Linked DNA regions of Homo sapiens: all the other regions are linked to region 4. The links are chromatin loops, found by intact Hi-C in ENCODE. Cell type or tissue: gastrocnemius medialis. All regions are shown on one strand. Region 1 has its middle 7.6 kb from the start of LINC00528. Region 2 holds the start of SLC25A18 (solute carrier family 25 member 18). Region 3 holds the start of LOC105372850 (a long non-coding RNA gene). Region 4 holds the start of BCL2L13 (BCL2 like 13).

What was found. Peaks named below come from ENCODE experiments on the same cell type or tissue, not always from the same donor. Only the 100,000 strongest peaks of a DNase experiment are listed, where the experiment ranks them.
Region 1: a loop joins it to region 4, with 6 times the contacts of the local background. A loop is called at or near these places in 17 of 110 quality-filtered maps.
Region 2: a loop joins it to region 4, with 5 times the contacts of the local background. A loop is called at or near these places in 42 of 110 quality-filtered maps.
Region 3: it touches region 4 in a loop (3.0-fold over the local background); 37 of 110 quality-filtered maps call a loop at or near these places.

Annotation. Positions count from the first base shown.
Region 1 is chr22:17,782,364-17,787,363 of GRCh38, forward strand. No RefSeq gene overlaps it. Among named protein-coding and RNA genes, the nearest start is that of LINC00528, 7.6 kb to the left of the region's middle. RefSeq lists enhancers at 2,548-5,000, 2,890-2,999, 4,250-4,299. In gastrocnemius medialis, CTCF peaks have their summits at 3,052 (motif pointing left), 3,260 and 4,603; DNase peaks (open chromatin) are centred at 3,038, 3,461, 4,568 and 4,948; H3K27ac peaks cover 2,513 bases.
Region 2 is chr22:17,560,741-17,565,740 of GRCh38, forward strand. SLC25A18 (solute carrier family 25 member 18) reads left to right here and starts at 2,758. Exons shown (of 11, transcript NM_031481.3): 1 at 2,758-2,973. It overlaps LOC105372850 (a long non-coding RNA gene), which reads right to left. Exons shown (of 3, transcript XR_001755420.2): 2 at 3,529-3,763; 3 at 2,957-3,373. RefSeq lists a silencer at 2,529-2,823. In gastrocnemius medialis, no CTCF peak of the experiment used is centred here; DNase peaks (open chromatin) are centred at 2,371, 3,271, 3,581, 4,361 and 1 weaker place; H3K4me3 peaks cover 2,194 bases; H3K27ac peaks cover 4,066 bases.
Region 3 is chr22:17,568,505-17,573,504 of GRCh38, forward strand. SLC25A18 (solute carrier family 25 member 18) reads left to right here. Exons shown (of 11, transcript NM_031481.3): 2 at 1,420-1,482. It overlaps LOC105372850 (a long non-coding RNA gene), which reads right to left and starts at 1,574. Exons shown (of 3, transcript XR_001755420.2): 1 at 1,474-1,574. RefSeq lists enhancers at 165-916, 917-1,667. In gastrocnemius medialis, no CTCF peak of the experiment used is centred here; DNase peaks (open chromatin) are centred at 1,811 and 2,517; H3K4me3 peaks cover 2,168 bases; H3K27ac peaks cover 4,196 bases.
Region 4 is chr22:17,636,483-17,641,482 of GRCh38, forward strand. It overlaps BCL2L13 (BCL2 like 13), which reads left to right and starts at 2,275. Exons shown (of 7, transcript NM_015367.4): 1 at 2,275-2,404. It also overlaps the pseudogene LOC124905160. RefSeq lists enhancers at 540-1,412, 1,413-2,284, 1,837-1,886, 1,937-2,116, 2,237-2,516 and 1 more. In gastrocnemius medialis, no CTCF peak of the experiment used is centred here; DNase peaks (open chromatin) are centred at 2,199 and 3,080; H3K4me3 peaks cover 3,134 bases; H3K27ac peaks cover 4,282 bases.

The sequences.
Region 1 (5,000 bases), 150 kb after region 4:
TGTCTAGCATTCTGCTCAAAGGTGCAGAAACCAAGACTGCCACGTGCAGAGTGAACGGCCCAGGCTGTGGCCCCCCGGGGAGGGGCTGAGTCTCAGCACTGCAGCCTTATGCTGTGCGCAGTTCAGACCTGCGATAGGCGAGAGGCCAGCAGACACACGCCTCGCCTTACGTGACGTTTCTGCCATCTTCATTCCTGTGTTCGCTTCTGTACCAAATCTCCCCCACACACGATCTGACCCCGTGGCATCCTTCCTTTCCTACAAACTGCACTGAGACCCAGGTGTCATCGTGAAGTTCATGCCAGCCAGAGGAGCCACTGTGGCGTTTCCGGCCATAGGCCTGGGCAGGAGCCGCTCCCAGGCGTGCCGTGGGCAGGGCCGGGTCAGCCTTCAGGGAAGAGATGCCTGTATGGGACCAACTCAGGCAGCCACAGAGGGATGGCCCAGCACCCCACAAAACCCAAAGTGCTCAGCGTCTAGGATCTGTTTACGGGGCAGAGAAGTGGATGTTCTTTTCCTGGTTCAAAGGTAGAAACAGGCTTGGAGAGCCGCACCCGGCATCAGCCAGCCAGGCAGACGCCTGGTCTAGCGCTTGGTTCTCACAGGCATGTGGCCTCCAGTAAAAGATCTTCCTGGAGAGAGGGATGAAGGCTCTTGGGATCATCTTTAGAGGTGCTGATGGAGAAGCGGGGGGGGGGGGCCTTCAGGTGGGTGTGTATCCCTTTATCTAGAATGCTTGGGACCAGAGGTGTTTCAATTTTTCAGATTTTGGAATCTTTGCCGACATGATGCTCAAAGGAAATCCTGCATTAGGGAGTCTTAGCCTGTATCTCCGCTGGCGTGGAGGAAAAGGACAGGAAAGTTTTGAATGGCGGATCCACCCAGGGGACTTCCCTGGATGGGGCGCTGCCACCCCTGGGCCCTGTGTGGGAAAGCTTCAGTACTACACGGTGCCACCGGCTCCCAGCCCCAGCTGAGCTCACCGTCCAGCTCTCAAAGCCAAGGGCAATTCTTTGGCACCTGAAAATGCATCTAAAACTATGACGTTTATAGCTGCCTTAGCCCTACTTAATCTCTATTTCTCTACACCAAATCTCTCTACTGCATGTGCTTACGCCTACGTGCTCTGCTGCCATGGTGCCTTGCCAAGAGCGTGGCTGTGCTTTAGTTCTCCCCGGGGCCTTGGAGGACTCTCCAGGGAGGAGGAAAGGATGGTGCTAGGGGGAGGAGGCTGGGGGTGGACCTTGTTCTGATGCCCCTTGTCTCATGCACGAAGTTCTTCACCCTCCTCCAAACCTTGACCTGGTGGGAGCAGAGACTACCCCCTCCCTGGGGCCAGGGATAGGATGCTCATGCCTGGGAAGGCCAGCAAGCCTTCCCCGCTTACTCAAGGCTCTGCAGGGTTCTGGGGGCCGGTGCTGTCTTTGGTGCCATCCGATTGCTTCTGCTTGTGGGCCTCACCCTAGGGCTGTTCACCAAAGTCCTTCTTATCACAATCCTGGCTTGAAATAAGTGGGTTTCCAATTTTTTATCCCTGATCTTGCCTGGATCTTGATTCTGAGACTCCTCCCATCCCACCCTCTCCAACAGCAGAGACCCCTCCCATTAGCTGCACGCGATTGCTCCGAGATAACAAAGCATTGGCAGATGCTGGTGGAGCAGGCCTGCCCTTGACGTGGGCAAGAAGCTTGGGGAAAAAGACAATTTCCTGCTTGTCTTTTCTTGTCAAAATACATGGCCACACCAGGGGAAGGACAGGAAGAATTCTCTTACCAGCCAGCAGCGGCAACTTAGCAGCTACAGACACAGAGCGCAGGGGACGGGCGGGAATGACTGGCCATGGAGGAGCCGAGAGAGTCGGGACCTGCAGGAGCTGCCTGCTGAGGCGGTCTGGCTGGGCAGGTGGTCCCTGTGCTGGGGCCTCCGGGTGGAAGGCATCCCAGCCCCCCGAGGGAACAAGTTTGGTCCGAGATACATTTTTGAAAGGTATTTAATTCTCTAAAAACATTTTTAAAAGAAGTGAGACCCACTGGGGAAAGGGAGCTGCTGGCTGCCAGGTGCCTCTCTCTCCTTTTCTCCCGAGAAAGACCTGGCAGCCACTCTGCCGGGGAGACAACCGGGGGCTAGAGGGGCAGGCCCTGGGCCGGGCGCAGTGGCTCACGCCTGTAATCCCAGCACTCTGGGAGGCTGAGGTGGGCGGATCACCTGAGGTCGGGAGTTCGAGATCAGCCTGACCAACATGGAGAAACCGCATCTCTACTAAAAATACAAAATTAGCCGGGCATGGTGGCGTGTGCCTGTAATCCCAGCTACTCAGGAGGCTGAGGCAGGAGAATCACTTGAACTTGGGAGGCGGAGGTTGTGGTGAGCCGAGATCGCGCCATTGCACTCCAGCCTGGGCAACAAGAGCAAAACTCTGTCTCAAAAAAAAAAAAAAGAAAAAAGAAAAAAGAAAAGAAAGGCAGGCCCTGGACACTCATGGGGGCTGACCACTGAGAGGCTCCTCTCGCCTGCTGGGCCGGGTGCCTGTGGGTTGAGCAGCCCCTCAACGCTGACACTCCAGCACCCATCTGGACAAATCCCTCATCCTTGACGATGGCCTTGTGAAGACCCAGGGACCCGTGGCCTGTCCCTGGAGCTGCTGCTGGGACACCAGCTCTGACCTGCTGCCTGGGTGGAGGGGTGGCTGGGGCAATGGGGCCGGCTGAACCCTCTGGGAACACGGACTCCACGGGGGCCCAGCAAGTTCGTGAAACAGGGAGGCTGGCCTCGAGCTGCAGGGGGCTGCCTCCCGAGTCCTCCTAGGGTTCTCCCATCAGGAGGCATCTGTGCATCTACACGGGGCCCGACTCCGGAACCTCCAGCCTTCCCACGTGCTCCCCCATCCTAAGTTGGTCAGCAGTCCCAAGTCGGTGGGAGGAATGCGAGGCGCCGGCCGGGTGAGTGCTGTGACCAGGCTGACGTCGGGGGAAGAGACAGGAACACATCCCGCCAGGACACCGAGCTGGTGCTCACCTAACTTGTGCTCCCTGCCGCCCTCTTGTGGGTGGGCAGACACCAGCAGCTTCAGTCAGTCTCGTGTCACACAGCTGCGCGAGGTAGCTCCACACGCACCTACGCGTCTGGAGGATGCTATCCCTGGCTACTTTGGGGACCACTCAATACTGGCAGCCTCACCACGGTTCAGGTGTTGACTGTCCAGGGAGGCCCTCAGCCCCATCCACCTAGTCCTGAGCCACCCCACCCTGGCCCCACCCTGGGCCCCACGGCTGGAAACAGCCTGCTCCAGTACTGGATGTGCACTCTGTGGCTCGGACGCCGCGGGGGCATGAAAAGGGGCTGTGTGTGCAGCACAGGGACTGTCTTCCTCCTCCGTCCTGGCAGTAGGTGGCTTCTCTGGCAGTGTGGCTGTGGCACATGTGGCCTACCCACAGCAACTGGACTCCTCTGCCTTCCCCGGCAAAGCCCCCGCTGCAGGAAGACCTTGGGGCAGGGGGCACACGAAGAGGCTGCTGAAAAAGCTCCTGGTGAAGCTGAGCAGCCACAGGCTGTTGGGAGGGCCACGGGCCTGGTCTCATAGGCTCCTGTGCTGTGTGCGGCAGGAGGCTCCGGCCCCCGGCCAGTGTTTGGGTGGTATGGCCTCACCCTCCTCACTGGGCATCACTGGGGAGGTCATCCGAGCAGGGGACACGAAGAGGGGAGGGTCTAGCACGTGGGCCAGTGTGGCCAGCTTATAAAATGGAATAAAATGGCATGTCTTGTCCCTTCATTTTTGGCTGATTCTTAAGATGGGACTATGTGAGGATTCAGGGTTCAGGAGGGACTTTGGAGCTGTTAAAGATGTGGTGGTTCATGAAAGAAGAGCTTCTTGTTTTTTGTTTTAAAATAGTTTTTAAAATTTAAAAATGATAGAGCCTATACTTTTTTTTTTTTTTTTTTGACAGAGTCTCACTGTCACCCAGGGTGCAGTGGCACAATCTTGGCTCACTGCAACCTCCACCTCCCAGGTTCAAGCAATTCTCTTGCCTCAGGCTCTCCAGTGTGCCACCACACCCAGCTAATTTTTGTATTTTTAGTAGAGACGTGGTTTCGCCATATTGGCCAGGCTGGTCTTGAACTCCTGACCTCAGGTGACCCTCATGCCTCGGTCTCCAGAAGTGCTGGGATTACAGGCGTGCGCCACGGCGTGTGGCCTTTTTGTGTGCTTCTGACAGTGGCTCTGGCCTGGCCCAGCAGCCTTCCTTTCTGGTGTCCTCCCTAAAGCAATACTTATCATTTCCTGCCACCTGAGGTGGCTGTGAACTGCAGCCCAAGGCTGCCTGGTGCAGCTCTGACAAGCAAGCCCTTCTGAGGAACAAGAGCCTGGGGGTCAGGTGACTACCAAGCCCCATTTCCTTTCCCAACAGGCAAGTGACCCAGCTCTCCTTGTACGGGATGTCCTCTAGGGCCACAGGATATGCACTTTGAGCTGCTCATCCATTTTTGTCCTCTGTTCTACCTGACACGCCCACATTTGTCCCAGCCAGGCCTTTCTTTGTTCTGGAATAGCTGGGAACGCAGCTGGAAGGACTGGGAGCCAGCTTCCACTGAGTGGCTTCTAGCTGCCTGTAGGCGGTGTGGCTCACGTGCACAGAGCTGCTGCGGTCTTTCCCTCCCTGCATGGCGCCCCTGGATGGTCACAGGGTCAGCCGTGCTCCCAACAATGCAACACACCGAGGGAGGGGTTAGAGAGACAGCTGGGGCGTGCCTCGGAGGCTTCTTAGAACAAAGAAAGAGGAGCTGGCCAGGACTGTTCCCTGTAATCTCCTGGGGACAATTTTCAGGCTAACGAGCAGTGACCCTACGCACTGAATGACCTCGAGATCGTTGAAACATCTGAAAGGTTTAGGCGTGGGTGCTGCAGACCCCATGCCATGGACTCCCGGGTCAGCTGTGCTGCAGGACAGAGCCAGGCAGGGCTGGAAGGAGGGCTGCCAGGACCACAGCATCACCCTGACTCA
Region 2 (5,000 bases), 76 kb before region 4:
TGCCTCAGCCTGCCGAGTGCCTGCGATTGCAGGCACGCGCCGCCACGCCTGACTGGTTTTGGTGGAGACGGGGTTTCGCTGTGTTGGCCGGGCTGGTCTCCAGCTCCTAACCGCGAGTGATCCGCCAGCCTCGGCCTCCCGAAGTGCCGGGATTGCAGACGGAGTCTCGTTCACTCAGTGCTCAATGGTGCCCAGGCTGGAGTGCAGTGGCGTGATCTCGGCTCGCTACAACCTCCACCTCCCAGCCGCTTGCCTTGGCCTCCCAAAGTGCTGAGATTGCAGCCTCTGCCCGGCTGCCACCCCGTCTGGGAAGTGAGGAGCGTCTCTGCCTGGCCGCCCATCGTCTGGGATGTGAGGAGCCCCTCTGCCTGGCTGCCCAGTCTGGAAAGTGAGGAGCGTCTCCGCCCGGCCGCCATCCCATCTAGGAAGTGAGGAGCGTCTCTGCCCGGCCGCCCATCGTCTGAGATGTGGGGAGCGCCTCTGCCCCGCCGCCCCGTCTGGGATGTGAGGAGCGCCTCTGCCCGGCCGCGACCCCGTCTGGGAGGTGAGGAGCGTCTCTGCCCAGCCGGCCCGTCTGAGAAGTGAGGAGACCCTCTGCCTGGCAACCACCCCGTCTGAGAAGTGAGGAGCCCCTCCGCCCGGCAGCCACCCCGTCCGGGAGGGAGGTGGGGGGTCAGCCCCCCGCCCGGCCAGCCACCCCGTCCGGGAGGTGAGGGGCGCCTCTGCCCGGCCGCCCCTACTGGGAAGTGAGGAGCCCCTCTGCCCGGCCACCACCCCGTCTGGGAGGTGTGCCCAACAGCTCATTGAGAACGGGCCATGATGACAGTGGCAGTTTTGTGGAATAGAAAGGCGGGAAAGGTGGGGAAAAGATTGAGAAATCGGATGGTTGCCGTGTCTGTGTAGAAAGAAGTAGACATGGGAGACTTTTCATTTTGTTCTGCACTAAGAAAAATTCTTCTGCCTTGGGATCCTGTTGATCGGTGACCTTACCCCCAACCCTGTGCTCTCTGAAACATGTGCTGTGTCCACTCAGGGTTAAATGGATTAAGGGCGGTGCAAGATGTGCTTTGTTAAACAGACGCTTGAAGGCAGCATGCTCGTTAAGTGTCATCACCACTCCCTAATCTCAAGTACCCAGGGACACAAACACTGCGGAAGGCCGCAGGGTCCTCTGCCTAGGAAAACCAGAGACCTTTGTTCACTTGTTTATCTGCTGACCTTCCCTCCACTATTGTCCCATGACCCTGCCAAATCCCCCTCTGTGAGAAACACCCAAGAATTATCAATAAAAAAATAAATTAAAAAAAAAAAAAGAATAACAAGAAACATCTATTCTCTGTTTTCCATACCCTAAGCTTGGTTCTAAGCACCTTATGTTCATTGACTTATTAAATTCTCACAACATGAAAAAAAAAAAAAAAGATAGGCTTTAATTTTTCTTGAGACAGGGTTTCACTCTGTTGCCCAGGCTAGGTACAGTGGCATGGTCTCAGCTCACTGCAGCCTCAATCTCCCGGGCTCAAGCAGTCCTCTCACCACAGCCTCCCAAGCAGCTGGGACTACAGGGGCACCCCACCACACCCAGCTAATTTTTTGTCTCACGATGTTGCCCAGGCTGGTCTAGAACTGAGCTCAAGTGATCTGTCTGCCTCAGCCTCCCGAAGTGCTAGGAATTACAGGCGTGAGCCACTGTGCCCGGCCTTTATTTTTTATAAGGAACTTAGCCATTTAGAGTGCTTCCAGATTTATCTTCTTCGGGCCAAAACCAGCAACAAATATATGTACCAAAAGTTAGCATCTTCCACTGGTTAACTGTTTCAAAACAGTGCAGTAGGCAGTGTAAATGTGGCTCTATTTTTGGAACTGTTACTGTTTAACGCTTGTTAAGCATCCTGGGTAAATATATCTTACACAGATAATCCTACACAGTGAGCTTCTTAAAATAAGAGCATAAAAGCTACTCGGGCAAGATTTAGGGAGACAGGAAGCTATACATTGTTACTGTAGATTAGTCTCAAAAGTTCTGATCAACTTTCTATTTTGACATTTGGAGACATCCATAGGTGCTTCTCTTGTTAAAGATTAATGTCTCTTGTCTCTAAACCAATTCGTGTTACTGGAAGGAAAGGCAACGCAAGTTTTATAAATCAGCCCCTTTGTGGGCTCCATTTTGCTATACTCTATGTTCTCTGAGAGTGCTACCAACGGAATTGAGAAAATAACCATCCAGACGGGCTATTTGGGGGCTGATCTTTACCCTGGAATCTTCCTGGAAGGTGAACGGCCTATGTCATGCAGTTGTTATGCAAGAGGTATCATGGGACCTTTCCTTCTGGGCGCTCATGGAGCCGCGGCAGAGCCCTGGGTGACCCAGCAGCAGCTGCCTGCTGTGTGGCTGCCTTCACTGTCCTCCCCCACAACTGCTGTTGATTTCTCTGCATTGACCCTGCAGATGTTTCCCTGGCCTCGTGGTGTTCCTTTGGACTTTTAAGGGACCTCTGTGCATCTATTTTAGTCCCCTTTCTGCTAGCAATGCTCACTCCCCTAGTTTCCTTAAGCAGTTTTATAAAAAACCTTCAGTGAAAAATACTAGCCAAGAAGGCGAAGGCATCTGGAAAATCCCCAGATTTGGCTATTGTGTGCTGCAATGCCAGCCCCCTTCTACAGCCATGACATGCATATCAATGCAGGTGCCCTTGAGACTCCTGCAGGTTCGAGAAAGCATGACATGCTCCCAGAATCCTGGATTTGGACTTCATTCTGGACAGCATATGACAAGGACGAGGACCCCTATTCTAGCCAGTTAAAGCTGGACAGAATTTTTAAAAGCAATGAAGCCAGTTCCTTGGATATATCCACGGGCTTTGCTTTGAGAAGGAACTGAGTAGGCAGTGAGAAGAGTCGAGTGAAGCCTGGCCCGTGAGTGCCTCAACAACTGAGATGAACGTCGACTCGCTTGCAGGCAAGTTGTCAGTAAGTATTTATTAAATACCCACCGTGAGCCTTGTACTTTGCCTAGTTACTAAGAAACCAAAAGGGGGAAAAATAGCCTCATCTGCTCAGAGTTCATAATAAACCTGTATTGTGAATACAGAATACAGAAAAACTGGACTCTAGTGAGGTGCTAGAAAGAGTGTACTGCTTAGCTGAGATAGCAGATGAAGGAAAAATATTTTTGGTTCCTCCCTGCCATGCAATCGTACCGGGAGGGTGGAGTGTTGGTGTTCTCAGCCCATTTAATTTGGATGGAGCTGCGGGCTCATCAGTTTGGGGACTGGCTTCATCGCTTGTTCTGTCCAGCAGTCGCGTCTTCTCGGACTCCTTGTTCCAGCTTGAATTCCTCTTTTGCCCTGGCTCCACTCTAAGACGAAGACTGTGTAATTCAGAAAATGCAGCGCAAGTAATTATGTCCAGTGTGATGCTAAACATTTCCCAAAGGCAGCGTAGATCTGCAGAAACTGCAGCTTGGGAGAAGTGATGGTGTTCCTCTCCCCACCACCTCAGCCTGCCCTGATCATTCTCACTCACATGATCTATTGTGATGTTCTCACAATGTAGCCTGGCCATCATCTGGGAACTTGCTGGAAATGCAGATTTTGGCATCCCGCCTAAGACCTTAAACTGAAGAAGGGCCTAGCTCTCTCTTGTAACTAGCAACAGATGCAACCTGCATGGTTCTGATGCAAACTGACCTGGAAGAATGGCCCTGGCATTTACATTTTGGTCCTTAGATGCAGGTAATCTGAGCTGAACATCTTCAAACCTGAGGCATAGCATAGAAAAAAGAATACAAACAGTTTATATAAAGTAAAAAAAATTTTTAGAAAGGACTTAAGTTGGCTGGGGCGCGGTGGCTCACACCTGTAATCCCAGCACTTTGGGAGGCCAAGGCGGGCGGATCACGAGGTCAAGAGATGGAGACCATCCTGGCTAACGTGAAACCCCATCTATACTAAAAATACAAAAAATTAGCCAGGCGTGGTAGCAGGTGTGGTAGTCCCAGCTACTCGGGAGGCTGAGGCAGGAAACTCACTTGAACCTGGGAGATGGACGTTGTAGTGAGCCAAGATTGAGCCAGTGCACTCCAGCCTGGGGGACAGAGCAAGACTCTGTCTCCAAAAAAAAAAAATCAGGCCCAGGCAACATAATGAGGCCCCACCTCTACAAAAAAATAATTGTTTTAATTAGCCAGGTTGATGGTGTGCACCTGTGATCCCAGCTACTCAGGAGGGTGAGGTGGGTGGATCGCTTGAGCCCAGGAGCCCTCCCTCGGGATGCTCTTATTTCTGCCTGCAGCCTCATTTGTCACTCTGTGCAGACTCATTCTGTTTTTGTTTTGTTTTGTTTTGTTTTGTTTTTGAGACAGTCTTGCTCTGTCACCCAGGCTGGAGTACAGTGGCACAATCTCGGTTCACTGTAAACTCCGCCCCCCCGGGTTCACGCCATTCTCCTGCCTCAGCCTCCCGAGTAGCTGGGACTACAGGTGCCTGCCACTATACCCAGCTAATTTTTTGTATTTTTTAGTAGAGACGGGGTTTTGCCATGTTGGCCAGGATGGTCTCGATCTCCTGACCTCGTGATCCACCCACCTCGGGCTCCCAAAGTGCTGGGATTACAGGCGTGAGCCACCACGCCCTGCCAAATTTTCTATTTTTTAATAGAGATAGGGTCTTGCCAAGTTGAAGTGCAGTGGTATGATCATAGCTCACTGCAGCCTCCAACCCCAGGGCTCAAATGATCCTCCTTCCTCGACCTCCCAAGTAGCTAGAACTACAGACACACACCGCAGCGCCTGGCTAATTTTTTGTTTGGGGTTTTTTTGAGTAATTTTTTAAAAAAATTTTTGGACAGGTGTGTTGGCTCACGCCTGTAATACCAGCACTTTGGGAGGCCGAGGCAGGCAGATCACCTGAGGTGGGGAGTTCAAGACCAGCCTGACAAACATGGAGAAACCCCGTCTCTACTAAAAACACAAAATTAGCCGGGCATGATGGGGCATG
Region 3 (5,000 bases), 68 kb before region 4:
CAGGGCAAATATTGAGGCTAAACTGTGGGAGCCGAGAATATAAAGTACATCTTTTTTTTTTTTTTTTTTTTTTTTTTGAGACAGTCTCACTCTGTCACCCAGGCTGGAGTGCAGTGGTGCGATCTCGGCTCACTGCAAGCTCTGCGTCCCGGATTCACGCCATTCTCCTGCCTCAGCCTCCCGAGTAGCTGGGACTACACGCGCCTGCCACCACGCCTGACTAATTTTTTGTATTTTTAGTAGAAACAGGGTTTCACCGTGTTAGCCAGGATGGTCTCAGTCTCCTGACCTTGTGATCCACCTGCTTCGGCCTCCCAAAGTTCTGGGATTACAGGCGTGAGCAACCGTGCCCGGCCTGTATAAAGTACATTGATTTTTTTTATTATGGCTGGTAGATATTTAAGAATGTTAGCACAGGTCTTTGAATAAATTTTGCTTTTAAGAGAAATTACTACTTATTTTTAATTAGATGGGGAGGAAAGTCTTTTAAGAGGAACCTCTTCTTTACTTTTTTTTTTTTTGAGATGGAGTCGCCCAGCCTGTAGCCAGGCTGGAGGGCAGTGGCGCGATCCCAGGTCACTGCAAGCTCCGCCTCCTGGGTTCACGCCATTCTCCTGCCTCCGCATCCCGAGTAGCTGGGACTACAGGCGCCCGCCACCACGCCCAGCTAATTTTTTGTATTTTTAGTAGACACGGGGTTTTACCATGTTAGCCAGGATGGTCTCCATCTCCCGACCTCGTGATCCGCCCGCCTCGGCCTCCCAAAGTGCTGGGATTACAGGCGTGAGCCACCGCGCCCAGCCCTCTTCTTTGCTTTTTACACTTGTAACATTCTTAAGCATTGAGAATGTGCCAAAACTACATTGCAGCCCTCCTGCAGCTGAGCACGTGATAGCCCCCAACAAATACATGCAAAGTGAAAGGAAAATGTGTTCCTGCAGGGAGGATGCCTCCCAGGATCATTGAAATAGCCGGTTATCAGCAGTAAGAAAAGTGCATGAGACTGAGAAGCAGAGATTTGCTTCTGGCACCAAATGTCTTGCAAAAGTGTTTGCGTTGCATTGATTTTCAGTGTTTGTCCTCCTCCCTGGCTTCCAGGTCTCTGAGTGGGCGGTGAATCTCCCCTCACCCCCAAGCTGCCTTGTTAAAATCTTTTCCCAGCCTGGACTTTTTGTCCGAGTCATACTAGCCACCAAGTAAACAGCAACCTACTTGCCACCTGGGGAGGTGCAGCGTGGCTTGACTGGATAGTAGCCTCTTTGGGTTTTGCTTCAAACCCAACCTATTTGAAGGTGCAGTGTGCGGTGAGAGTCTGGAACCCTGCAGTGGTGATGAGGGGGAGGCAGAGGGAGGGAAACTGACCACAGAAGGGAAAACCAGTCCAAGCTGGCTGACACTGAAAGCCACCTCTCCCTGCAGCTCAGCAGCGATCTGAACTATATCCTGGGTTCCAGAAAAGGCAGAGGTTCTTACCGAAAGCAGGTAAGTGTCTTGTCTGTCTGCATCAAGCTCAGAGTTGGTAGGAAAAGACTCTTCTAGCAAATAAACCATTGGGGGAAAGGGGAAGAGCAGCCAGTGGGACAGGGACACTCATCCCATTTGTTGGATAGAGTCAGAAGGGGTGGGCACGAGGAAGTGGCCGCCCCTGACCATGGGGTATCCCAGGCAACATCCAAGCCAGGAAGCAAGTGATTTTCTTGGCAATAAGTCAAGAACTGGCTCCTGGCTACTAGTGTGAGGGGCTCATTCCTGGGAACACTCACCCTTGCTCTGCTAATAAGAGGAAGTAGGCGGGGACGTGGTCATCACCCTGAGGCCCCCAACCCAGCTCCTCACAGTGGGAATAAATGAGCACAGCTCTACAGTGGAGCCAGCAGTCTCGTGACAAGTCTGACAGCAAAGTCAGATGGGGAGTCATTGTGGCTTCTTGATTTGAGGATGCTTACTGGATGCCTCTGCGCCGTGGCCAGGATACTGCCCCAAGACTTTTTGTTGTTGTTGAGACAGTTTTACTCTGTCGCCCAGGCTGGAGTGCTGTGGCATGATGGCGGCTCACCGCAACCTCCGCCTCCTGGGTTCAAGCAATTCTCCTGCCTCAGCCTCCCGAGTAGCTGGGACTACAGGTGCATGCCACTATGCCTGGCTAATTTTTTTTTCTATTAGTAGAGATGGGGCTTCAGCATGTTGGCCAGGCTGGTCTCGAACTCCTAACCTCAGGTGATCTGCCCGCCTTGGCCTCCCAAAGTGCTAGGATTACAGGCGTGAGCCACCGTGCCCAGCCTCAAGACCGTCTTAACTCACAAATAACTGGTAATTTTCATGGGGAAGCAAGTCAGTGTCAATGTAATGCAGTAAGTGCTGCAACTGAATATTCAATGGGTTAACAGGAGAGGGCTCCTAGCCAAGAATGGGGTGACTCCAGAAAGGCATGTGGGAGGAGGTGACGTCTGAGCTGAAGCCCAAAGAACAGTTTGTAAATCACTGGGTTTGGATGCGGAAAGAGTGTCCTGGGTGAAGGGGACAGTATGTGCAAGACTCGGAAGCAAGACTGACGTGTTCCGAAAGCAAAAGTTGAAAGCAGGGGGTGAGGGAGAGGAAAACCAGGGCAGGTTGTGCGGGAGTGGGAGCCTGTCCCGAGAGCCGTGGGAAGGCAGCCCCCGCGCCCTTTCACCCACTTGGCCGTTTGGAAGGTGGATTTGAAGGCAACAAGGCTGAAGGCAAGGAGCTGAGTTAGGAGCCCTCAGGCATCCGGAGGGACAATCTGTGGTGATCTAGCAGTGGCTGCACAGAAGGGGAAGCCAGAGGAGTCAAGCCAAGGGAATGGGACGTTTTTAAACAGGAAGAACGAAAAGCTATGTGATCTGAGGAGCTTGGAAAACTCCAGCACGCTCCTCCCTGCAGCTCAGCAGCTAGTATCATTTCTCTAAATAGTGTGTCTTGTTCACAATATGACCCTCAGTTACAATGTATTAAGAATCACTTCTCCAGCCGGGGCGCAGTGGCTCAGGCCTGTAATTCCAGCACTTTGGGGAGCTGATGTGGGCAGATCACTTGAGGCTGACGAGTTCAAGACCAGCCTGGACAACAGGGTAAAAATGCACAAATTAGCCGGGCGTGATGGAGCACGCCTGTAATCCTAGCTACTTGGGAGGCTGAGGCAGAACTGTTTGAACCCAGAAGGCAGAGGTTGCAGTGAGCCAAGGTCACACCACCGCACTCCAGCCTGGGCAATGCAGTGAGACTGTCTCAAAAAGAAAAAAAAAAAAAAAAGTCTGGGCCCAAGGCAGACGGATCAGTTGAGGTGAGGAGTTTGAGACCACCCTGGCCAACATGGTGAAACCCCGTATTTACTAAAATACAAAAATTAGCCGGGCATGGTGGCTCGTGCCTGTAATCGCAGCTACTGGGAGGCTGAGGCAGGAGAATCGCTTGAACCTAGGAGGCGGAGGTTGCAGTGAACCGAGATCATGCCCCTGCACTCTAGCCTGGGCAACAGAGCAAGACTCCCGTCTCAGAAAAAAAAAACAAAAAACTTTGCCAGGTGTGGTGGTGCGTGCCTGTAATCCCAGCTACTCAGGAAGCTGAGGCAGGAGAATCACTGGAACCTGGGAGGCAGGGGTTGCAGCGAGCCGAGATCACGCCACTGCACTCCAGCCTGGGCAACAGAGTGAGACTCCATCTCAAAAAAAGGAGAATCGGCTGGGCACAGTGGCTCACCCCTGTAATCCCAGCACTTTGGGAGGCCAAGGTGGGCGGATCACCTGAGATCGGGAGTTCAAGACCAGCCTGACCAACATGGAGAAACCACATCTCTACTAAAAATACAGAAATATAGGTGGGCATGCTGGCGCATGCCTGTAATCTCAGCTACTCAGGAGGCTGAGGCAGGAGAATTGCTTGAACTCTGGAGGTGAAGGTTGCAGTGAGCCGAGATCGTGCCATTGCACTCCAGCCTGGGCAACAAGAGCAAAACTCCATCTCAAAAAAAAAAAAAAGAATCACTTTTCCACTGGGTGTGGTGTCTCACGCCTGTAATCCCAGCACTTTGAGTGGTTGAGGTGGGATTACTGTTTGAGCCCAGGCATTCATGACCAGCCTTAGCAACATGGCGAGACCCCATCTCTACAAATAAATTTTTTTTTTTTTTTTTTTTTTGAGACGGAGTCTCGCTTTGTCGCCCAGGCTGGAGTGCAGTGGCGCGATCTCGGCTCACTGCAAGCTCCGCCTCCCGGGTTCACACCATTCTCCTGCCTCAGCCTCCCGAGTAGCTGGGACTACAGGCGCCCGCCACCACGCCCGGCTAATTTTTTGTATTTTTAGTAGAGACGGGGTTTCACCGTGTTAGCCAGGATGGTCTCAATCTCCTGACCTCGTGATCCGCCCGCCTCGGCCTCCCGAAGTGCTGGGATTACAGGCATGAGCCATGGCGCCCAGCCCTCTACAAATAATTTTTTAAAAATTAACCGGGCGTGATGGTGCACACCTGTAGTCTCAACAACCCAGGAGGCTGAGGCGGGAGGATCCCTTGAGTCAAGGAAGTTGAGGCTGCAGTGAGCCAAGATCACGCCACTGCACTCTAGCCTGGGCAACAGAGTGAGACCTTTTACAGTTTTCTGTACCTTCTGGATTTTCTACTATTTTTTCTATTACTTTAAGCACTTTAAGAAAGGGAGCAGATGTTCATTAGTAACAAAAAGTCATGGATCATTCCTGTTAGCTCATTATTTTCTAGCAAAACAGACAGGGTGGGCCACAGGTTAGTTCTGGTGGTGGGATTCAGGCAGGGGTGGCCGGAGTAGCCTCTGAATGCTGCTGAGTGGTGAGATCAGTTGACAGTGCTGCACCTCCTCTCTGACTTCCTCCCCACTTCCCCCCAAAACCTGTCTGCTTCTGACTCTACACCAGAACCATCCTTAGCCACCTCCACGTTTGAAAAATAGAGTCTGGAGTGGTGAGGAGGTAGGACTCAGTATCTGGAAATACTCCTGGAAATGGGGCAC
Region 4 (5,000 bases):
ACCTTGTCTCTAAAAAAATAAATAAGACCAGGCATGGTGGCTCACGACTGTAATCCCAGCACTTTGGGAGGCCGAGAGGGGTGATCACCCAAGGCCAAGAGTTGGAGACCAGCCTGGCCAACATGGCGAAACCCTATCTCTACTAAGAATACAAAAAAAAAATATTAGCCAGGTGTGGTGGTGGGTGCCTGTAATCCCAGCTACTCAGGAGGCTGAAGCAGGAGAATCGCTTGAACCCAGGAGGTGAGGTTCAGTGAGCTGAGATCGCGCCATTGCACTACAGCCTGGGTGACAGAGCAAGACTCTGTCTCGAGAAAATAATAATAAAAAATAAATAAATAAATAAAGGAAAAGACTGAGAGCAATGTGAAAGAAATGAACTTAAGTATGTACCAAATTGGTAACATAAGTACCTCCCAAAATAAATTATTGCATGTTACATTTTTGAAAGTTTTTTTAGGTAAAGTGTACATACAGTGAACTGCACAGACCTTAAAAGTAAAATTAGGGCCGGGCGCGGTGGCGCACCCCTGTAATCCCAGCACTTTGGGAGGCTGAGGCAGGCGGATCTCTTGAGGTCAGGAGTAGGAGACTAGCCTGGCCAACATGGTGAGACCCCGTCTCTATTAAAAATTTTTAAAAAGCCAGGCACGGTGGCTCACGTCTGTAATCCCAGCACTTTGGGAGGCCAAGGCGAGTGGATCACCTGAAGTCAGGAGTTCAAGACCAGCCTAACCAACGTGGAGAAACTCTGCCTCTACTAAAAATACAAAAATTAGCTGGGCATGGTGGTGGGTGCCTGTAATCCCAGCTACTTGGGAGGCTGAGGCAGGAGAATCGCTTGAACCCGAAAGGCAGAGGTTGCAGTGAGCTGAGATCGCGCCCCTGCACTCCAGCCTGGGCGACAGAGTGAGACTCTGCCTCAAAAAAAAAAAAAAAAAGTCTTCATTTTTGGTTACCCATTTCACTGCAACCTTTGCCTCCCAGGCTCAAGCGATTCTCCTGCATCGGCCTCCCAAGTAGCTGGGATTACAGGCGCGTGACACCATACCTGGCTAATTTTTTGTGTTTTTAGTACAGATGGGGAGTTTCACCATGTTGGCCAGGCAGGTCTGAAACTCCTGACCTCAAGTGATCCGCCCACCTTGGCTTCTCAAAGTGCTGGGATTACAGGAGTGATCCACCACACCCGGCCTGTACTATTAGTTTTCCAAGGTCACTAAGCCTTTCCTTTGCAAAACTTTATGTCCCTATTAATGGCACCATCCTTTCCTCAGTCACTCGGGCTTAAAAAGCATCCTGTGGCACCAGCCCCACAATAGCAGTTCAACTCTTTTATCACTTCCTTTAGAATAGCCTTGTTGAGATATAGATCTCATAACATAGAATTCACCTATAGTGTACAATTCAGTAGTTTTCAGTATTTCAAAGAGTCGTGCCACCATCACCCCAAAAAGAAACTCTGTATCCACTGGCAGTCACTCCCCATCAGGATTTTATCACTTCTGATCTGGCTCAGTCTTCTAACTCCTTATTGTCAATGCCCTCCTTGTTCCAATTCAGTACACACACCACGGGCAATTTGATCTCCCTAAAACACACTGTATCCTCTCTCCTAGATACCTTCCGATACTCCTCCAAAGAACTCTCGGATTCAAGTAAACAAACATCCATTAATACAAGTTAAGTATGTTCCAGGCGCTGTGTGTTCCAGGTACTGTTAACAAAAGCGGGTTACTAGTTAAGACTTCCTTCATGCCCTGGCGCCTCTGCTCAGCCAGTTCCCTTCGCCTAGGAGGACCTCTCTACACCACCCCGCTATATTCCCTCCCCGGAATTCCTTCCCAACCTTCAAGGACCATCTGCCCCAACTAGTGGCGAACATCGAGGCTGTCGTGACTGTGTAGATACTTATTTGACCTGCTCCCTTGGCAAACACTTGAAACGCAATACATGTTTGTGGAACTGAACATAGCCTGTGCATGCAGCAAGGCTTCTTTCCCTGGAATCGCCTGCCCTTCCTCCAACACAGCGACCAGCCGGTCAGAATCCCAACCCCTCGACTCCGGAAATGATCTGAGAGACGGAACTTCCGAACGTCGCAATCAGATTTGGGCGGGCTAGGAGGGTTTGGGTCTTCAGGTCACATCTGGACGGAGAGACCTCCGGGGCCTCCGTTGGTCGGTCCTTCCGCTCCGGATACCGTTCCGGATGTCAGGTAGTTCAGGTCCCGCCCCGACGCCGGCCGTGACGAAGGCACGCCGGGGTGACCTCACCCTCCAACATGGCGGCGGCGGTAGATTAGGGCCGCGGGTCGGAGCACTCACCGCCGCTGGGGGACCCTGTCGGAAGCAACTGCCGCCGCCGCCTCTTTCATCTCTTCTGGGGCAGGGGCCAGGGCCAGGTGAGGGGAGTGGGGTTCCGGGAAGGCTGAGCTGGGTGAGGAGGTGGTTTTCACCTGGGTAGGAAAGTGCCCAGAGACCGTATCGAGCCACCGACTCCCCAGTGGTTCCGACGACGCGTGAGTTTGAGTGTGTGTGTCTACACCGGCGCTCCTTCGCCCGAAGGTGCTCGGAGCTTAGGGGTCCGCTTCACCGTGACCGGACCTGGCCGCGCGGCCCCGCCGCTGAGCAGGCTTCTTCCGGCGTGGGGTGCCGGAGGCGGAGGAGCTCGGCCCTGGCTCCACGCCGCTGTCCTTCCCCACAGACAGCTTCACGTGGAAAACCCGGGTCCATTTTTAGGGCTAAACTGGGGAACGGCGACTTCTTTTTGGTTGAGGGAAAGGTTTTCCTGCGATTCACTTAGAACACTGGAAGATTAGCTTTGCCAGTCTTAGTCGTTTCTTCTCAGAGATTGTTAGAAGTCTTGTTTCTTAACCTTAATTCACTGCTGTTCTGACACCTATTTTTTCAGAAAAAAACTGCCTTCTTGCCCTTGGAGGCAGTACAGTTCACACGGAGTCATTTTCCCCCTTTGATTTATCCTCCCAACATTCTGTAAAGATCCTATTTCTTGCCTTCATAACCGACTTTCTGAGTGGAGGCTCTAACCTAGCGTTGAAAATCGGACGGATCTGGCCAGTTGTTCACATGCTGTTGACTGCTGGCTTTGGTTAGCTCTTAGCCACTCCCTGCACAAGTGTTTGTTTATTCAAAATAGCTATCTCACTGTCTCTGTTTAGAAGTTTGAACTAAGCTGAGAGCCCTCCCTCCTTACTTTTATTTTTTTGTTGTTGTTGCGTAAAACAAAACAAAAACTTCTTTGGCGAAATTATAAGATTTCCTCTGGAGGTTTAGTATAAAGCAGAATGTTGCTCTCTGCCCTGACTAGTGTGACCTTGGATGAGTTGCCACACCCTTCAGATACCTTCTTTCTTTTTTTTTTTTTTTGAGACAGAGTTTCCCTCTTGTTGCCTAGGCTGGAGTGCAATGGCGCGATCTCAGCTTACCGCAACCTCCGCCTCCTGGGTTCAAGCCATTCTCCTGCCTCAGCCTCCCGAGTAGCTGGGATTACAGGCATGCGCCACCACGCGGGGCTAATTTTGTATTTTTAGTAGAGACGGGGTTTCATCATGTTGGTCAGGATGGTCTCGAACTCCCAATCTCTGGTCATCCCCCCGCCTCAGCCTCCCAAAGTGTTGGGATTACAGGCGTGAGCCACCGCGCACGGTGATACCTTTTTTTCAACCACCCCCGCGCCACCGCATGAAGTATTATTTTCATTTTTAACACCCTCTCTCCCCCAAGTGAAGTATTCTTCATTTGGTAATAGGCAGTTAAGGGTATTGAAAATCTTTTTACTAGGAATGGTCAGGTACTGTTCTGTATTTTTTTTCCAATGGCTCATTTTTTATGTGGAAGAGTATATTCAGTAGTTGGATTCACTTTTTATTTTATTTTTAGTTGTCTCCTACAGCAAGGACCAGTAGTTGAATTCAATTGAAAGATGCCTAAGGCTATATCTAACCAGTCTTGTAAAAAAACAGACTTGTGTTTACTAGCACATAATCTAATCAACATGTATTAAATATCACACACATTAAGCTTTTAGGACAAGTGGTTTGCAACAGTAATAATCATTAACAACATTTCATTTGGCTGTTTGCGATGGCTCACTGTAATCCCAGCACTTTGGGAGGCTCAGGCAGGAGCATTGCTTGAGCCCGGGAGTTCGAGACCAGCCTGGGCAACATAAGGAGACCTTGTCTTCACAAAAAATTAAAAAAAAAAAAAATTAGCCAGGCATAGGTCCCAGCTACTTGGAAGACTGAGGCGAGAGGGAGGACTGCTTGAGCCCGGGAGATCAAGGCTGCTGTGAGCTGTGATTGCTCCACTGTACTTCAGTCTGGATGACAGAGACCCTGACTCAAAAAATATATATATGTTTGTTTATTAATTTTTTATATATATATATATATTTTTTTTTTGAGGCGGAGTGTCGCTCTGTCGCCCAGGCTGGAGTGCAATGACACGATCTCGGCTCACTGCAAGCTCTGCCTCCTGAGTTCACACCATTCTCCTGCCTCAGCCTCCCGAGTAGCTGGGACTACAGGTGCCCGCCACCGCGACAGGCTAATTTTTTGTATTTTTAGTAGAGACGGGGTTTCACCGTGTTAGCCAGGATGGTCTCGATCTCCTGACCTCGCGATCTGCCCGCCTCGGCCTCCCAAAGTGCTGGGATTACAGGCATGAGCCACTGCGCCCGGCCTAAATAGATATGTATTTTATTGTGAAATACTTCAGGCATACAAAACACAAGTGTTAAACATTCACTTAGTTCCAGTCTGCATTTATCATTTTTTAGACAGGATTTTGATTTGTATCTTATTCCAAATAAATGTTCACCAAGAGTTCTTGTTTAATATATATACAAAGTGGGGGTGGGTGGTATTTTCAGATTGGTTTATTTTTTTTTCTTGTTCTTCCTCAGACGGTAATGTGCCAATAAGCCCATGAGGCAACATGATTTGAGGGAGGCACATGTCATGCATTAGCATGAAA